2 separate regions of the Homo sapiens genome follow, and region 2 is linked to region 1. The links are chromatin contacts, found by Hi-C or POLR2A ChIA-PET in ENCODE. All regions are on one chromosome and are shown on one strand. The core of a region is the stretch at or near the end of the contact, and the rest is flanking DNA. Distances in the headings are between cores, read along the strand shown. Region 1 holds the start of ELK1 (ETS transcription factor ELK1). Region 2 holds the start of USP27X (ubiquitin specific peptidase 27 X-linked).

What was found. Hi-C counts contacts between places; a loop is a spot of excess contacts on that map. ChIA-PET counts read pairs that join two places held with the same protein, here RNA polymerase II (POLR2A). Pooled maps may share reads with other maps.
Region 2: a pooled map shows a loop between it and region 1 (6-fold over the local background). The contact joins the promoter of USP27X here to the promoter of ELK1 in region 1. A Hi-C loop is called at or near these places in 1 of 168 maps with a recorded cell type or tissue (B cell) and 5 of 50 pooled maps. POLR2A ChIA-PET finds 5 or more read pairs at or near these places in 1 of 52 experiments (T-cell).

The regions. Positions count from the first base shown.
Region 1 is chrX:47,646,810-47,652,821 of GRCh38, forward strand. ELK1 (ETS transcription factor ELK1) reads right to left here and starts at 3,754. Exons shown (of 7, transcript NM_001114123.3): 1 at 3,614-3,754; 2 at 3,112-3,217. UXT (ubiquitously expressed prefoldin like chaperone) reads right to left here. Exons shown (of 7, transcript NM_004182.4): 6 at 5,272-5,335; 7 at 4,987-5,086. The coding sequence ends at 5,033. RefSeq lists a cis regulatory region at 3,217-4,197 and a silencer at 3,529-3,938.
Region 2 is chrX:49,875,762-49,881,773 of GRCh38, forward strand. It overlaps USP27X (ubiquitin specific peptidase 27 X-linked), which reads left to right and starts at 3,723. Exons shown (of 1, transcript NM_001145073.3): 1 at 3,723-6,012. The coding sequence starts at 4,547. The coding sequence ends at 5,863. It overlaps USP27X-DT (USP27X divergent transcript), which reads right to left and starts at 3,595. Exons shown (of 2, transcript NR_026742.1): 1 at 3,330-3,595; 2 at 963-2,986. RefSeq lists silencers at 3,545-3,954, 3,995-4,074.

The sequences.
Region 1 (6,012 bases), core at 2,504-5,003:
CTATCTGGCTCCCATCACCTGTGTGACCTCACCTTCTACCCTTCCCCGCACTCTGCTCCAGCCACACTGGCCGCCTTGATGTTCCTTGAACATGGCAGGCACCATCCCACCTCAGGGCCTCTGAACTGGCACTTCCTTCTGCCTGGTATGCTCTTCCCGTAGACATTAAGGCTCTCTCCGTCTCTACCGTGAGGCCCTAATTCAAGAGTCACCTTCCCTATGCCTAAGATTTCAACCACCCCCAATACTCGATTCCTACCTGCCCTATTTCATTATTTCTTCTCAGCATTTGTCTATTATGCTAATTTTACTTATTTATTTTGTTCACATAGTCTGTCTCCCCAGCTTGGGTTTTTTTTTTTTTTTTTTTGAGACAGAGTCTCGCTCTGTCACCCATGCTGGAGTGCATGGTGCAATCTTGGCTCACTGCAACCTCCGCCTCCTGGGTTCAAGCAATTCTCCTGCCTCAGCCTCCCAAGTAACTGGGATTACAGGCGCACGCCGCCACACCCAGCTAATTTTTTTGTATTTTAGTAGAGATGGGGTTTCACCGTGATGCCCAGGCTGGTCTTGAACTCCTGAGCTCAGGCAATCCACCCACCTCAGCCTCCCAAAGTGCTAGGATTACTGGTGTTAGCCACCGTGCCCAGCCTCCCCAACTTTTAATAAATGTCAGCTCCACAAGCACAAATATTTCGCCCTGTTTCGTTCCTTGCCATATTCCAGCACCTAGAAGAGTGCCTGGTACTCACAAGGGGCTCAGTAAAGGTTGGTTGCAGGAACAGTCCCAACTAATTAGCTCTCATATCCCTTCTTCTTCCTCATGTGACCCCTACACTGGTGTCTCAAATTATCTTTTTCCCATTTATTCATGGGATAAATTCTTATTGAGCATCTGCTGTTTACCTGGTACATTTTCAGTTGCTGGAGACATAGCGGTGAATGAGCAGACAAAAACTGAGTCCTCATGGGACTCACATTCTAATGAGGAGAGACAGACAACAAACAAGTAACCCACACAGTGTGTCAGACAGTGATAAAGGGCAACGGGACAAATCAGGGACCTGGCTTGAGCCCTGCTGGGTGTGCAGCTTCAGATGGTCAGGGAGGGGTTGACTTTTTTTGTTTTTACAAGTAGCATTGTTAGGAACTTCTTTTTTATACATGTGCCTTTGTATAGTATATTCTAAGTACCATGGTGTGACAATCAACCTTTAATGAAATAACACTACCCAGGTACAACAAAATCAAATCACTCTTAGAAACATCTTTTACGCCTGTGCCTTTAAGAGAGTGTATTACACACACCACAGTGGTTGTTTTTTGGGTTTTTTTTTTTCAGAAAAAGGGATCTCGCTATATTGCCCAGGCTGGCCTGGAACTCCTGGGCTCAAGCTATCCTCCCACCTCAGCCTCCCGAGTAGCTGGGACTATAAGTGCACACCCCTGTGCCCAGCTACACACCACAGTTTTGTGAACACATTCTTTCAATGCAACAACACAGTCCTTATTCACATATACAACTAGCACTCTTAGAAACAGCTTTTATACCTATGCCTTTACAGAGCATATTACGTACCTCAGTCTTGTGAACACATCCTTTTGAAAAGGAGGAAAACCCTTACTCATATATAAACTGGCATTCTTAGAAACATCTTTCATACATGTATCTTTTTATACTGCATTCCACACACCACAGTGTGGTAAACATCCTTTGGGGGTTGGTATTTGAACAGAGTGCTGAAAGGAACCATGCAGAGATCTGGGGGTGGTGTTCAAGGCACAAAGAACAGCCAATGCAAAGGCCCTGAGGCTGGCCCATGCCTGCTATGTTTGAGGAGCTGTGTGGTGGAACCAGTGTGGTTGGAGCACAGTAAGGGGGTGGGAAGGTATAGGCGGTAATGCTAGAAAGGTTACTTGTTTTACCATTAATTCACAGTTAATATTTATTTACACTGGAAGGGATTCTAGTTCTGATCCCCCATTTCACAAATGAAGAAAAAGGCACAGAGAGGAAGTGGTTAAATCACTCATCTAAGGTCACACAGCTGCTGGGATTGGGGGGTGGGTGGGTGCTGAGAGAAGGTGAGGAATGAAGACTGCTCTGCAGGCAGAGGGAACAGCAAGAACAAAAGCTTGGAGGTGAGAACTAATTTGGTTTTTAAGGACTGAGGCCTCACGTGGGGTGGGATGAGATCTAAGAGGGGAGCCTCAAAAATTATCCTGTGTCCTGAGTACTTCCTGGGCCACCTTTGAGTAAGGAATTTAACCTCCCTATGGCCCAATTCCCTCACTACCTATCTCATGGGGTTGTGGTGAGGATTAAAGGAACTCATTCATATGAAACACTCTGCCTGATATACGGCAGGTGCTCAATAAACGCTAGCTCCTATTGGCATTACTATCATCACTGGCGCTAATGTATTCACTTATTGTAGTGAGGCAGAACGTCTTTGTGGTTACGAGTGTGACCAGGCTGACCCACTATTAAGAGGTGGAGGACAGGGAAGGCCGTACAGTGCTCCATCACAAGGAAAAGAGGATCAGCACGTTCTCTTCTGGGAAGGGAAAAAAAAAGAGAAGGAAATTGAAAGTACACGGCCGATCTTCCCCCAATTACAAAGCACTGGACTCACGGGAGGGTATGCGGGGGACTGTGCAAGCATACAGGGGTGTGGGGGAGGAAGGCCAATGAACAGATCCACTGCAAAGGGAGGGGTGATGAGGCTCATCGTCTGAGGGGAAGGGGAGCAGAAAACCTTACAGACTCCTGCACCACAGTGAGAGGAGAGAAAAGCCATCACACAGACTGATTCAAAGCAGAGAGGGAAAAGGCTATGGACTGAGCTACTGAAAATAGGGAGATGTAAAGCACTAAACTAACCCACTATTAAAAAGGAGAGAACCCCAAGCGCTAGAGCGACAGTCTACGAAAAAGAGGAGACAGGGCAATGGACTGATAGCTAAAGGGACGTGAATCCAAACATGAAGACTGATCCACTATAAAATGGTGGTGGTGGTGGTGGGGGGGGGGGGTGGTTTTGAAAAAAGCCATGGACTGATGCATTGGGGGACTGGAGGAGGCAGGAATACAAACTCAGGTAGACTCACTGTTAAAGAGGGATGCGGAGGAGTGCGGCGCCACGGATTGATTCGCTACGATGTACAGGAAGGGTGGAATAAATAAGGCCACGGACGGGTCTCCTGAAAGTTGAGGCTAGGAGAAATCCAAACACTCAGATACACCTACTATTAAGGGGGCTGAACACTGTCACAGGCTAGCTCCCTATAAGTGGGGGTGGGTGGGGGGCGGGTGGGGGTAGGGGTAGGGGGAAAGCCTATGGACGAGTCCACCCTAAGTTGGCGTGGGGAAAAACATAAGCACGCAGACCGATCCATTATACAACGGGAGGGGGAGGTTAGGCCACGGTCAGATCCACTATAAGGGACGAAGGGCTTGAGCAATGCCACACGCAGGTCCACCAGCCGTGGTGGTGGCGGCGGGGAGTCGAACACCAGCAGGCCACCGGCCAAGCCACATCCTCTGCGCGGGGGCGGGAAGGATACGTGGGGTCACGGACTGGGCCCTCCACCCTCCAGGCCCAGAGCTCACCTGTGTGTAGCGTGGCGGTGGCGTTGGCAATGTTGGCAGCTCCGGGGGGCGGGGGCTCCATACGCGGCCCCACCGCCCCCCAGGCCTGGGTTCCGAGGCGGCGGTGGAGGTGGTGGTGGCGGTGGCGGCGGCAGCACCTAGAAGCCGCCCCTGCGTTTCCCTACAGCTCACGTGGGCCCGAGGAGGAGGAGCCCAATGTCCCGCCGCTCGCTGATTGGCCAAAGCGCTATTAATCGGCCGCAAGGCCTCGAGGGGTTGGGGGACGGGCCCTTCCCTACAGAGCTGTGCCGTGATTGGCGTAAGGGGAAATGATGGAACGCTCACGGCCCCTGGAGTCCCGAGGAGGCGCGTTCGGCCTTCACGGTGCTCCACGCCGATTGGCTCAAGGACTGACGGACTGTGAGCAACTGAAAAGGCTCGGGGCCTGTGTCGGGGGGGCGGGGGTCTGCCTCACACTGATTGGCTTACATGGGATTGATGGAAGACAGCCCCCAAGGACGGGGGTGGGTGGCCCTGTTTTTCTCTGATTGGCGGACGAGGGACTTCTAGACCCCTGCCAAAACACCAAGGGGGCGGTGTCGCACGCCATGCTGCTCAGCGGAAGCAGGGCTTGTATAGAAATGGGCGTAGCAGCCGGCGGGAGTGGGTCGGACTGGGCTCCGCGTAGGCGGGCAGGGCAGCTCTACGGTTAGACAAGACCATAGAGCTGGGTAAAGACGAATTTAGAACACAGCGGAGGTAGGAGGGCAGGATGGCTGTCAGGCACACGAAAGAGCATTGAGTGGCAGAAACGAAATGCTTTCAGAGGGCAGGGTTGAACTGCGGCCAGAGTTAAAAAGGGGAGGAACCTGGCTCTGCATTGATTGGCGGTGGCTGGACTCAACCTAGAATAGGGGCCCGACTAGGGAGAGCGGGATCCAGGTCTGTGCCCATTGGAAGCTGGAACACTTACAAGCAGGGGCTAAGACAAGGTAGGGCTGAGTTAGGGTTTGGGTGTAATTTGGGGTACCTGGGGAATGATTGGGTGTGTGAAAGCGTAAACCTTAGGGCCCTTTGATTGTTGTGGGAATGAACAAACCTCCACCATGAATTGGCCCATTCTCTATGGCAATTCAAAGGGTGGCGTCTAGGAAAAGGAATGGAAGAAAGGGTGAGGTGGGGGGCCCAGGTTGCCAAGATGACAGAAGAGAGGGCAGTGCATAAGGTCAACTGGCAAATACTGCCAGGCAACAGGCTGGAGGCAGGACTGCTGGGGCATTTTGGAGGTTCCACAGAGAGACTGGATCTCTGGGTCTCTCAGTAACTTTGTGCCCTAGGAACAGGCCCCCGTGGCAACTAGCAGGGTTTATGGGGAAAAAGAAGGGCCATGTGACTCAAAGGCATTCAGGCTCTTTAATGTCTGAGGATGGGGGGAAGAAGTCAATGGTGAGGCTTCTCTGGGAAATTCTGCAGGCCTTGTAGTTCTCTAAGCCCCTGAAAAAGAGGACAGAAGAGATTGAACAAAGACTGGGTCTGGGTTACGCCCCCAGGCTTGCTCTGACCTCCCTCCCTTGACTCCAGTTTAGAGGGAAAGATGGTCCTTCCCTTCTTTCGCTCTCTTCCTTCTTCAGGTCACCACCCTAAACACAGAGTCTGGTAGTGGGGTGAGCTGCTCTCACCTCTAGCAACATGTGGATATGGGCTTTGATATTCATGGAGTCCTTGGTGAGGCTGTTGCTGAGCCTAGAGAAAAGAAACAAGAAAGGGCAAAATGGGCCCCACATGATTATGATGACCCTTCCTTATCACTTCAAGATCTACTTATATCCTGGATGATTTCCACCTGGCTCATTCCTATGTGGAAATGCCAAGCCACCATCTGGTTTTCACTGATTCAAAGATTATTAAATGCCTACTGTATGCCAGGCAATTTTAGGCACTGGGAGATAGCAGCAAACACAACAAACAAAACTCCCGGCCTGATGGACTTCAAATTCTTGTAAAGAAAGACATAACAAAAAACCAATGGAATAAAAGCTATGTGTCAGATGGTTCTAACTACAATAACAAAAATTAAAAATGAGAGACAATAAGGAGTACAGGAGTGGGGGGCTGCAATTTTAAAGAGGGCTCAGGGATGGCTTCACGGAGAAGCATTTGAGTAAAGACTTAAAGACAGTGAATTTTGAGTAGTGTGGCTATATGGAGGATGTGTTCCACACACAAGGGGCAGCAAACACAAAGGCACTGAGGTGGGAGTGTGCCTGGCATGTTTGAGGTGCAGCAAAGAGGCCACTCTGGCTGGAGAAGAATAAGTGAAGGGGGAATGTAAGAGGTGAGGTCAGAGAGGTAATGAGGGAGACAAACTGTGTGAAGCCTACAAGGCCATGGTAAGGACCCTGGCTTTGACCTTAAGTGAG
Region 2 (6,012 bases), core at 2,473-4,972, 2.2 Mb after region 1:
AACTGGTTCTCTTTTTCTATCTCCCCTTTCACAATGGTCCTTTTTGCACTTTACAAAAGAAAAAGCATATCTTTTACCTATCCTGAATCTTAACCTGGGTGCGCTGCCCTGTGATGTAAAATCCTTGGGGCACAGGAGAGACAATTCCGAACAATGCTGACGATGGTAAACAAACAACTTGCTCTAACAAATGAATGGGGATAAAATCCTTTTGCAACTCAGATGGTTTCCAATTCTTTGCTTCCAGTAGAATTGAAGAAAAAACCTATGAAGTTATCAGCTGATAAATCATGAGAAATAATTTTGAGGATAAATCATTGTGTAATTTCCCCCCATATATCTCCAAAGGAATTCAAAGACTTGCGTGCATTGCTAAAACAAAATGTCCATTCCTATTCACTTATTCATATAAATGAGGTTTCTGTGTGCTAACATTTAACCAAACAAAAAATAGGAAGAGAATTGATGCTGAAGCCTATCTCATTCTAGCAAAAAGCAATGTTTATCCATGGATACACCCATTAATTTTTTTTAAAAAAGCCCTATCTACAATGAACTTTTGTTTTACGTTTAATAATTACCTATCAAAATTTGTAATATATTCACAATGTTTTGATCCATTTTATTCTAATACTAATTGTCATGATAATTCAAACAAGAGCAAATTTTTAAACAACACTTAGAGCCTTATAATCAGAGGAACATTTAAAGAGCATTTAAATTGAAAAATATATACACATTTTTGCTGCAGAGAAATACGATAGGATAATCAAAAACATTTCAAGTGAAAAAACAGACAATTATTGAGACAAAATTCTGTTGGAAAAACAGAATGGAATTAAGAGCTGAGAAAAGGGAAAATGTACAACTTCCAAGTATCAAAGAAGAGCTCAGTTATACATTTTTAAAACAGATGATGGTGGCTCTCAAGTCACTAAGGTATTTAGGTTTCACCGGATTCATGTGAAATAGTGACATAACAGTTTTATTTTTGAATATTAACATTTGTCACAAATTACATTATTTGTAGCCAATTGACATTTGTGATGCAAAATATCAGACATCAACCCAAAAATGTGTGAAGGAGCACACGTTTTTCTTAATATTTTTAGAGAGCATTTTATATAAACCAATAGTTTTATATAAACATACAAAACATATATGAGGAATTGTCATTTACTCTTTTGCCACCTTGTGGTCAGAGTTGGATTTATCACCCAGGTGCATCTACTGCGAAGGAGAGCTGTCTCTCCTAAGGATAGCCCCAACTGCCTGCATTCTGTCAGATCTTTGTGAGGCAGAGATGGTAACATTTGCTAGGATCTGGGTCCAGATCCACATAAGGACAAAGCATCTAAAGATTTTGGTGACACCCTCCACACGTGATTCAAAACAAAAGCATCATGTAATCAGGAAATGAATGTAAGGAAGTACAACAAAGTTCTGATTTTTCCCACGAGGACTACTTAAAAAAAATCAAATGTCAAACTGTTTCTGGTATTTTTTCTTTTTTGATTTTTTGTCTTTGGTGCCTCTTCTCTGCTAGTGACATAGACTTTCCTTAGTGTGCCTTTTGGGGAAGCCATCCCTGATTTCAGTAGCCCTGGAGTAAGTTGGAGTGCTGTGTCCACAGCTCTTGGTACATCTGGCCCTCGGTCAGTGCAGAATAAACATTTGTTGAGTGAATGGTGACAGAGCCCTCCATTTTCAGAACACGCTGGCCTGGGCAGAGTCCAGGTGGACCTATGGGCTTCTGCAGGAAGTTGATCACTAAGTCAACAAGTTACCATGGCTAATCTTCAATGGTAGACAGTCCCAGGTACACAGAGATCTTTAGGTCTTTTTGTTGTCAGTCTGGAGGTGGGATGAGAGTATCCTCCACCCCCTCATCCATGACCTCGGTTGTTTTTAGCAGCAGCAGCAGCAGCAGGATTCCTTCAGTGAGTGTGCTAGTTGCAGTTCCTCTGGTTGCAGGCCACAAAGGGCAGGCATTTATTGAAAGGATGCTGGGGTGCTTCAAGGAATTGAAGCAAGAGCTGACTCAGGAAGGGTAGGGCCCAGGGCAACCCTCAGTTTTATGGGAACCACGCATCCTCCTTTCAAGGGCTCCTGATTCCTGAGGCCCAACTCCTGCTGCTAACCCTAGGAGGCCTCCCCATCCCCTCCCTAGAGGAAGGGGCCAGGTGGAGAGCTGATGTCCAGTGCTGAGCAAGGAGAATGTTGCTAGGGTATGTATACTCAGGCAGCACAGCCACACAAGCCAGACAGCGTGCACTAGGCTACAGCCAGCCACCACCAGGATTAGGGGACTAGACTCTTCCTAGAACACTCTTTCTCCTCCTACTCCTGTCCTGATGCCTGCCCTGGGCTGCACTCTCTGGGACCAGCAGCTACAGCCCGACACCCTCGAGCCATGACCCAGGTCTGAGCCACTTGCTCTGGGCACACTCCTCGTGGGCTCTGGGGTGCTGCTGCCCAGTGCCAGCAGCCCCTTGGCACAGGGGTTCCCAGAGGCCTCTCAGCCTCATGTCCGACTCCCTCTCCCTGCTGGCAGCTCCACAGGCTTCTTTCCACTTCCACCTGCTGCCCCCCTCCCCCGGGATGCTGCCAGGGCTTAAGGGTCTTGGGAGTGTGTCCTGTAGTTTAGGCCCCCTCTCAGCTGTAGGGGAAGTGCCAGCTGTAGGGATGGCCTTGTCGTGCCTCGTCCCTCCAGCTGGCCTTGGAGAGAAGAGGTGGATTGTGCCATCGGGCTGCTCAGCGTCTGCTGGGCCAGGAGGCCGGCTGTCAAGCCATTAACCCACCCGTGGCCTTGGGAGCCCAGGAGGACGCGAGCAGCAGGCCCAGACCCTGCAGAGCGCTGATAAGATGGGCCAGGGACGCGCCTCTCCAGGCCCAGCGGCCTTGGTAGCCCGGCCCCCCCGGAGCTGGGGTCCAGGCCTCCCCAGAACTGCAGCTGGAGCTTCATCCTTTTCGGGAAGCGCAGGACCTGGCGTGGGAAGGGAGACAGGGACGAGGCTAGAGGCAGGCTCGGCCGCCGAAATGATGGCCTGTCACGGCTTCTGCCTGCGCTCCCTAGGACCCCCCTCAGAGGGGACATTTCACAGCCTCAGAAACATTTCTGGACTTGGCACCCGCTCGGCCCCCAGCCCCGCAGTGGCCGAGGGAAGCCTGCATAGACGAGGGGAAGGACGAGGAGAGGGGAGGAGACGATGAAGGGGGTCAGAGCAGCGATTGGAGCCGAGAGCTGGAAGCGCCTTAAAGAGACTGCGCGGTCCCCGCCCCCCTTCCCGCCAGCCTCAATGAATTAGAGCTGTGTTTCCCAAACTTGCCTGATCATAAGCAGCCTCTGGGGCCCTAGTTAGAGATACAGGTTCCGGAGTACCTCCCTTCGAGATTCTGATTCAGTAGGCCTGCGGGTGGAGCCAAGGAATCTGTAATTTTAACACGCTCCCCACGTGATTCTCGTGAACAAGCAAGTTTGGAAAATACTGAATTAAAGGAAACGGGGCCTGGCTGCAGAAGCAGCCTCCACTAGGGGGCTTCGGCGGGAGGATTCCCGGGGGCGTCGCCTGCTTCCGCCGCCGCCTCCTTCAGTGAAAGTCCCTTTTGGGTCCAGCTGCCACAGCCACCGCGCTCCCTCAGGCCGGGCGGGGGACACCCCAGGTCTGCGTGGCCCCCGCGCCGCCACGCCCAGTGGCCGCCCGAGCCCTGCGAGCAGGGGGAGGAGCCGCCGCCAGTGGAGGCGGAGGAGGTAGAGGAGGCGGAGACGGCGGAGAAGGCGGAGAGGAAGGTGGAGGCGGAGGCGAAGGTGGAGGGGAAGGCGGAGGCGGCGGGGAAGGCGGAGGCGGCGGGGAAGGTGGACGCCACCGAGAAGGTGGAGACGGCGGGGAAGGTGGACGCCGCTGGGAAGGTGGAGACGGCGGAGGGTCCGGGCCGCCGGGCTGAGCTCAAGCTGGAGCCCGAACCCGAGCCGGTCCGGGAGGCGGAGCAGGAGCCGAAGCAGGAGCTGGAGGATGAGAACCCAGCGCGGAGCGGCGGTGGCGGCAACAGCGACGAGGTTCCTCCCCCCACCCTTCCCTCCGATCCACCGCGGCCCCCCGATCCCTCTCCGCGTCGCAGTCGTGCGCCGCGCCGCCGACCCCGGCCCCGGCCCCAGACCCGGCTCCGTACCCCGCCGCAGCCTAGGCCCCGGCCCCCGCCCCGGCCCCGGCCCCGGCGCGGCCCTGGGGGCGGATGCCTGGATGTGGATTTTGCCGTGGGGCCACCAGGCTGTTCTCACGTGAACAGCTTTAAGGTGGGAGAGAACTGGAGGCAGGAACTGCGGGTTATCTACCAGTGCTTCGTGTGGTGTGGAACCCCAGAGACCAGGAAAAGCAAGGCAAAGTCCTGCATCTGCCATGTGTGTGGCACCCATCTGAACAGACTCCACTCTTGCCTTTCCTGTGTCTTCTTTGGCTGCTTCACGGAGAAACACATTCACGAGCACGCAGAGACGAAACAACACAACTTAGCAGTAGACCTGTATTACGGAGGTATATACTGCTTTATGTGTAAGGACTATGTATATGACAAAGACATTGAGCAAATTGCCAAAGAAGAGCAAGGAGAAGCTTTGAAATTACAAGCCTCCACCTCAACAGAGGTTTCTCACCAGCAGTGTTCAGTGCCAGGCCTTGGTGAGAAATTCCCAACCTGGGAAACAACCAAACCAGAATTAGAACTGCTGGGGCACAACCCGAGGAGAAGAAGAATCACCTCCAGCTTTACGATCGGTTTAAGAGGACTCATCAATCTTGGCAACACGTGCTTTATGAACTGCATTGTCCAGGCCCTCACCCACACGCCGATACTGAGAGATTTCTTTCTCTCTGACAGGCACCGATGTGAGATGCCGAGTCCCGAGTTGTGTCTGGTCTGTGAGATGTCGTCGCTGTTTCGGGAGTTGTATTCTGGAAACCCGTCTCCTCATGTGCCCTATAAGTTACTGCACCTGGTGTGGATACATGCCCGCCATTTAGCAGGGTACAGGCAACAGGATGCCCACGAGTTCCTCATTGCAGCGTTAGATGTCCTGCACAGGCACTGCAAAGGTGATGATGTCGGGAAGGCGGCCAACAATCCCAACCACTGTAACTGCATCATAGACCAAATCTTCACAGGTGGCCTGCAGTCTGATGTCACCTGTCAAGCCTGCCATGGCGTCTCCACCACGATAGACCCATGCTGGGACATTAGTTTGGACTTGCCTGGCTCTTGCACCTCCTTCTGGCCCATGAGCCCAGGGAGGGAGAGCAGTGTGAACGGGGAAAGCCACATACCAGGAATCACCACCCTCACGGACTGCTTGCGGAGGTTTACGAGGCCAGAGCACTTAGGAAGCAGTGCCAAAATCAAATGTGGTAGTTGCCAAAGCTACCAGGAATCTACCAAACAGCTCACAATGAATAAATTACCTGTCGTTGCCTGTTTTCATTTCAAACGGTTTGAACATTCAGCGAAACAGAGGCGCAAGATCACTACATACATTTCCTTTCCTCTGGAGCTGGATATGACGCCGTTTATGGCCTCAAGTAAAGAGAGCAGAATGAATGGACAATTGCAGCTGCCAACCAATAGTGGAAACAACGAAAATAAGTATTCCTTGTTTGCTGTGGTTAATCACCAAGGAACCTTGGAGAGTGGCCACTATACCAGCTTCATCCGGCACCACAAGGACCAGTGGTTCAAGTGTGATGATGCCGTCATCACTAAGGCCAGTATTAAGGACGTACTGGACAGTGAAGGGTATTTACTGTTCTATCACAAACAGGTGCTAGAACATGAGTCAGAAAAAGTGAAAGAAATGAACACACAAGCCTACTGAAGTGACACACAGACCTACCTGCAATGGAAGATGACGACACCAATACTACAACTGGCATCGAGATCTAAAGGACCTACTTGACCATGGCCCATGGGCCTGACAGAGTAAGAATTGAACAGTACCCAGTGTCCAAAAGGTCCTGATTGGAA